Regions from separate parts of the Homo sapiens genome. Here region 1 is linked to region 2. Evidence: chromatin contacts called from ENCODE Hi-C or POLR2A ChIA-PET data. All regions are on one chromosome and are shown on one strand. Each heading gives the region's core, a stretch centred on a gene start or an enhancer-like site at or near the end of the contact. The rest is flanking DNA. Distances are from core to core; before and after follow the strand shown.

Region 1 (3,141 bases), core at 419-2,918, 6.6 Mb before region 2:
GTGTTGGCTCCAAAATTTATATGTAGAAAAGATTTATGAACAGCAATACTGTTGAAGAGGCAGTAAGGTACCTGCATTGAAGTATTTAATTATATAGCAAAGACATGCTCTGACTTGGACTGTTTATCATGGGTGGTAGTGAGGCCAATGGACATCATGGAAGACTACAAAAGACAATGCTCTGTCCCAGGCCACCATATGATAGATGTTAATGAATTACAACTATTATTGTTACCTTGAAAACTACACTATTTACAAGTACCTCACTGGGATAAGCCAAATTCATATTTTGCTATCTTGTCTATGTCCCTAATTCTTGATTGAAAAATTGTATTTATTCTCCCTTAAAGTCTATGGTCTCCAGGTCAGTTTATCTAGGGGTATTTTTTAAATTGGTGATTAAATATAATTTTATGGAATAATTAAGCCCCTAGTTTTTCACAGCCCCATCATGGCCACTAATAAACTGAAAAAAAATTATACAAAAATAGCCCCAGGATAATAACATGGAATCTACAGCATCTATTCCAAATATATAACAAAGAATGAAAGAAAACCCAGAATGATATCTTGTACAGTCTAGCAAACCTGCATAGAAATCTTCAAACTAAGAATCTGGAAAAAAAATTAAAGTGTAGGCAATCTTTTCTTATTTTAACAGAAGAAAATCCATATTTATCAGTTCAATATCCAAAATCCCTAGAAGGCTGAAAAGTACAAACTGAGCATGTGTGTCTCTCACACACCCACACATCACTGGCTGACTAATTTAGTAGTTAAGAGAGAAGAGTAAAAATGCATAGGGAAAGGAGCACATTTTAATGTCTTGGATTTTCCCCTCTTGGAAAAAACTGAAGTCATGCATTTCTCCAACGTTTCTACCTAGTAGTGAAAGTTGGAACTCCAGCGCAATGGGGATGGCCAAGGGTAAACGCCAATATATACTCAGTAATATTTGTTGTTACGGGAAAAAAGAGCGGGAGATACTTGGACCTAAAACCGAAACTCTCCCAGTACCAATCAAGATTCACAGTCCTTTTTCCTCATTAACCTCTGGAAACCACCAAATTAAGGATTCCTGCTCGCCGCTCTATTCCGTTCTTACAAACTGTGCCCTCGGGGTAGTGCAAAAAAGAACGTGCTCTAATTCCAGGGTAATTCCAAGAGATAACTCGCCTTTTGCCATCCCGGTTCTTTTACTGAAACTAAACCAAAAGCCAGCATTATTATCGACCACACCGTGTACCAGGCTCAAAATCGCCAGGAACATGGGGCCGGAAACCTTCCTCCGCCGCGCCAGAGACCACGGTGCCATAACAGACACAGTGAGCGCCCCTCATCTTTAAGAGGCAGGGAAGGAGAGTTACCCTGCACCCCCACGGGCCGCCGGTTCGGTAGGTACAGCCGGGACTACGTCTCCCAGCATGCAGCGCGGCTACGACCCGCGCCGCGGAACCACTGGAACGGTGCATGCCGGGACGAGTAGATTCAGTCTCTGAACGGCCCGGAGTAGTCTTTCCCCTCCTGAATGCCGCCACTCCGCAGTCCAGAGTATTTGAAGATCAAGCTGAAATTGAGAGACTGACGAGAGTGGTCCCTTTTTGTTCCTAACAGATTTCTTGCGACAAGGAAACCGGCAGTCTTCCGCTTCCGGTTGCTCTGTTGCCATAGTAACCGCACCCATAACAGCCGTGGTGGTTATGGCTGGCCTGAGCGGCGCGCAGATCCCCGACGGGGAGTTCACCGCGGTCGTGTACCGCCTCATCCGCAATGCACGCTACGCCGAGGCGGTGCAGCTGCTGGGCGGAGAACTGCAGCGGAGCCCTAGGAGCCGCGCCGGCCTGTCGCTGCTAGGCTACTGCTACTACCGCCTGCAGGAGTTCGCGCTGGCGGCCGAGTGCTATGAGCAGCTGGGCCAGCTGCACCCGGAACTGGAGCAGTACCGCCTGTACCAGGCCCAGGCCCTGTACAAGGCCTGCCTTTATGCGGAGGCCACCCGGGTCGCCTTCCTTCTCCTGGATAACCCCGCCTACCACAGCCGGGTCCTCCGCCTGCAAGCTGCTATCAAGTACAGCGAGGGCGATCTGCCAGGGTCCAGGAGCCTGGTAGAGCAGCTGCCGAGTAGGGAAGGGGGAGAGGAAAGTGGGGGCGAGAATGAGACCGATGGCCAGATCAACCTGGGTTGTTTGCTCTACAAGGAGGGACAGTATGAAGCTGCATGCTCCAAGTTTTTTGCCGCCCTGCAGGCCTCGGGCTACCAGCCTGACCTTTCCTACAACCTGGCTTTGGCCTATTACAGCAGCCGACAGTATGCTTCAGCACTGAAGCATATCGCTGAGATTATTGAGCGTGGCATCCGCCAGCACCCTGAGCTAGGTGTGGGCATGACCACTGAGGGCATTGATGTTCGCAGTGTTGGCAACACCTTAGTCCTCCATCAGACTGCTCTGGTGGAAGCCTTCAACCTTAAGGCAGCTATAGAATACCAACTGAGAAACTATGAGGCAGCTCAAGAAGCCCTCACTGACATGCCACCCAGGGCAGAGGAAGAGTTGGACCCTGTGACCCTACACAACCAGGCACTAATGAACATGGATGCCAGGCCTACAGAAGGGTTTGAAAAGCTACAGTTTTTGCTCCAACAGAATCCCTTTCCTCCAGAGACTTTTGGCAACCTGTTGCTGCTCTACTGTAAATATGAGTATTTTGACCTGGCAGCAGATGTCCTGGCAGAAAATGCCCATTTGATTTATAAGTTCCTCACACCCTATCTCTATGACTTCTTGGACGCTGTGATCACTTGCCAGACAGCTCCTGAAGAGGCTTTCATTAAGCTTGATGGGCTAGCAGGGATGCTGACTGAGGTCCTCCGGAAACTTACCATACAAGTACAGGAAGCAAGACACAATAGAGATGATGAAGCTATCAAAAAGGCAGTGAATGAATATGATGAAACCATGGAGAAATACATTCCTGTGTTGATGGCTCAGGCAAAAATCTACTGGAATCTTGAAAATTATCCAATGGTGGAAAAGATCTTCCGCAAATCTGTGGAATTCTGTAACGACCATGATGTGTGGAAGTTGAATGTGGCTCATGTTCTGTTCATGCAGGAAAACAAATACAAAGAAGCCATTGGTT
Region 2 (2,948 bases), core at 171-2,670:
TCCTTTCGGGGAAAAAAAAAATCACCCTTTCCTACTAAGAGTATGGCAGAGGAGGGATTTTTAGTGTAATGGAAAGGCAATAGACACGATAATCCGGAAGATCAGAAAGATGATCTGTCTCAGCCCTATCACATAGACAGCTGGGCAATTTAAGAATGTGTCTCACCTAAAACATGGGACCCAGGGCAGGAAATGAAGGTAGCACCAGGAAGTGCACTCTCTTACTTTCAGTGAAAACGTTCTTGCCTGTGAGGAGCTAATATTGAGTGACACTCTATTACACCCCTAAATGGCGCTACACGCTGCGGCCACTCTGTTGACTGTTCATGTTAACACTCACACAGGTGTCACAGCAAACAACCATCAATGCTACTTCTAAAGTCGCCCGGTTCCATGAGGAAAAGACCACATGCTTTGTACCACCCAGGCCCAGGCCGTTCATAGGTAGGGGCTTAGCTGACGCCTTTTGAGATACTATGTTTCTCTGCGTCCTGGAAGTTAAGCTAGGGTTGTTTTCCTTTATATACTCCGATTTTTAAAAAAAATTTCTCTGCACTACCTCTTTACCACTGTGGATCTAAACCTTATAATCTAAACCACACCCTCAGCAATCGGAACAGAACGGAAGTTCCCACTCCAGGAAATCTTGAGAAGGTTTGGGAGGGTCAGGAGTGGCACGGGAAAGGAAAAGTCTGGTCAAAATCAAGTCTGTTTAAGTCCGTCGAACCTACTTCCAGGCCATTTGGTTTTCCGTCTCCTGCCCTGCTGGTCTTTCAGGCCACTCGGCCGGCGCCGAGGTGATTTAACACCTGCCGCCGCAGGCCCCGCCTCCGGACTGCGGGTCCGGATCCCTCTCCTAGGAAAGCGCAAAGGCTGCCTTCACAGTCACCACTTTGGAGACGTTGCCTCCGCGCCCTTCCTAACTTTGGAAGCTAAAAATGAGGGGGGGTGGAGGAGAGAGAAGGCCGTGCGGAAAAAGAGCAAGGTTGTCCCCCCTTCCCAGGGCCGCCCCCTGGCCGAGTCGCCGGCAGCCGCCTCCAGCTCCAGCCCGTCCTCCTACAGCCGCGGACCCCGTGCCCAGGGCGCTCCGCGGAGGTGGGATGCGAGCGGCCTCCGGAACCAGCCTCGACCAAGGCAGCGCCCGCGACCGCCGCTCCTTCGCGGGATCGGGCCTGGCTGCCCCGTGAAGGAGCCCATGGGGGCCTCCGCCTCCCCGCGGCCGGCCCCGCCTCCAGCCCGCAGCTCCCCGGCCGCCGTCGGAGCCCTTACCCGCAGAACGTGGTAGCCCTCGGTGCCCCCGCCCGGGATCTCGACGCTTTGCGAGGAGCCCATGGCGGCGGGCGATCGGTGTGGCCGAGCCGGGCTCCGCGCTGCTCCCGCCCCCAGCGCACCGCCTGCTCTAATCCTCCGCGTAGCACTTGGGACGTGGCACTCGCTGCCGCCGGAGAGCCGGGCCGCACAGCCCGCCGGGAGATCGTCTCTGCTGCAGCCCGGGCCGCTGCGACGCCGCAGACAGCGCCACCTGCCGCGAGCCACTGGAAGGGGCCCGAGCGCTCGCGGGCCGGGAGGGCGGAGAGGGAGGGCCGGAGGAGGACTGGGAGGCACCGCGTCGTGCTCGCGAGAGAACAGAAATGCGCTTCCCCCAGCTTTGGCGCCTTGCTACGGGGCCCTGGATTGGACTAGATTTATGCAGACGCGTTCCCGCTCGCCTGAAAGAACACATACTTGGTTGCAGGTCCCCCTGGTGGCCAGAGGCGGGGAAAGGGCTGCTGATGAACAGGAGCGAACTCAACACACACCAAGCTCTCTGTTCTCCGGGTGTGTAGGTATTTTCCCAAACTGTACAGCTGAGGGGAATAGTGGCCTCCTGTGGGCTGCCTAGCATCTGCTCAGCTAAATTTTATAAAAGGAAACGCTCCCTTTATAAAACAGTAGTCTCACAGAGTCACCTACCAACTTCTTTTTTGGTTTGGGTTTGTTTTTTTTTCTTCCTCCCTAATTGTGAGAATAAGATTAGAGGATTGGTCATAATCAGAGCGATGCCAGCGTGGGAAGCACGGTTGGATTTCCCTGGCATTCCACCACCTGCTGCTGCTCGGTTCCCCGTCCTACCTCCTTCAGGTAGCCAGGTCGTATTCATGCTTATTCCGTTGTCGTATTCCGTTGCTGCTTTTGCCCCTTACGTGTACTCCCTCTGAAACCCCTAGTTGCTTTGTGGTCAGTTGGACTGATGTTGCGTCAACCAGGTATTATGTGGATTCCTATGTGATGCAATGTAAAGTACGTGCTATCGCCCATGAAGTATTCTAGCCCAAGGTGGTTAACTTGCCTCTATGGCATCTTGAGTTTGATGTTTACAGGAAGTAAGGGGAATTGAGGAGCAAGTAAAATGACACCACAGGGAACCAGGCAAATACAGGAAGTGGGCCTTCCTTCAGGACAGCTGGCCAGTTCTCTTTGTCGAGTCAGAGTCCTATGAAAGGGCCTATGCCAGATTAAAAGGAACCCGAAGAATATAACCAAGAGACACATTGCAAGGGCTTGAGTTGGGGGCCAACTTGGAGAAATAAGCGTAAAGGACATTTTTGGTTCATTTGGAGAAATTTGAATATGTACTGAGTATTAGAAGAGTAGTTATTCACATGGAAACGTGGAAATTATTGTCTTTTTTAAAAGCTGGTTACAAGACGGGATGTGTCTGTAGACAAAATGAAAAACATGTCCTCAAAATACAGATTAATATGTATGTATGCATATGAAGATGTGGGAGGAGAATATGAACCAAGGGTTACAGTGGTGATCTCTGGGTGGTGACAGAGATATTTTATTTTTTGTTTTGGCTGGTTCCATATTCTATGATGCTCATGAAGTGCTTTTGTAATAAGAAAATATTATTTAAAATTTAAAAATAATTTTCTTTGCTATCGGTAAGTGAATAGCAGATTTTT

What was found. A loop is a pair of places that touch in the nucleus more often than their neighbours do. ChIA-PET counts read pairs that join two places held with the same protein, here RNA polymerase II (POLR2A). Pooled maps may share reads with other maps.
Region 1: a map of naive thymus-derived CD4-positive, alpha-beta T cell shows a loop between it and region 2 (9-fold over the local background). The contact joins the promoter of IFT70B here to the promoter of GORASP2 in region 2. A Hi-C loop is called at or near these places in 1 of 168 maps with a recorded cell type or tissue (naive thymus-derived CD4-positive, alpha-beta T cell) and 5 of 50 pooled maps. POLR2A ChIA-PET finds 5 or more read pairs at or near these places in 1 of 52 experiments (CD4-positive, alpha-beta T cell).

What each region holds. Positions count from the first base shown.
Region 1 is chr2:177,551,323-177,554,463 of GRCh38, reverse strand. It overlaps IFT70B (intraflagellar transport 70B), which reads left to right and starts at 1,668. Exons shown (of 1, transcript NM_152517.3): 1 at 1,668-3,141. The coding sequence starts at 1,701. RefSeq lists enhancers at 1,402-1,691, 1,060-1,863, 1,864-2,668.
Region 2 is chr2:170,927,725-170,930,672 of GRCh38, reverse strand. GORASP2 (golgi reassembly stacking protein 2) reads right to left here and starts at 1,420. Exons shown (of 10, transcript NM_015530.5): 1 at 1,270-1,420. The coding sequence starts at 1,332. RefSeq lists a silencer at 942-1,641.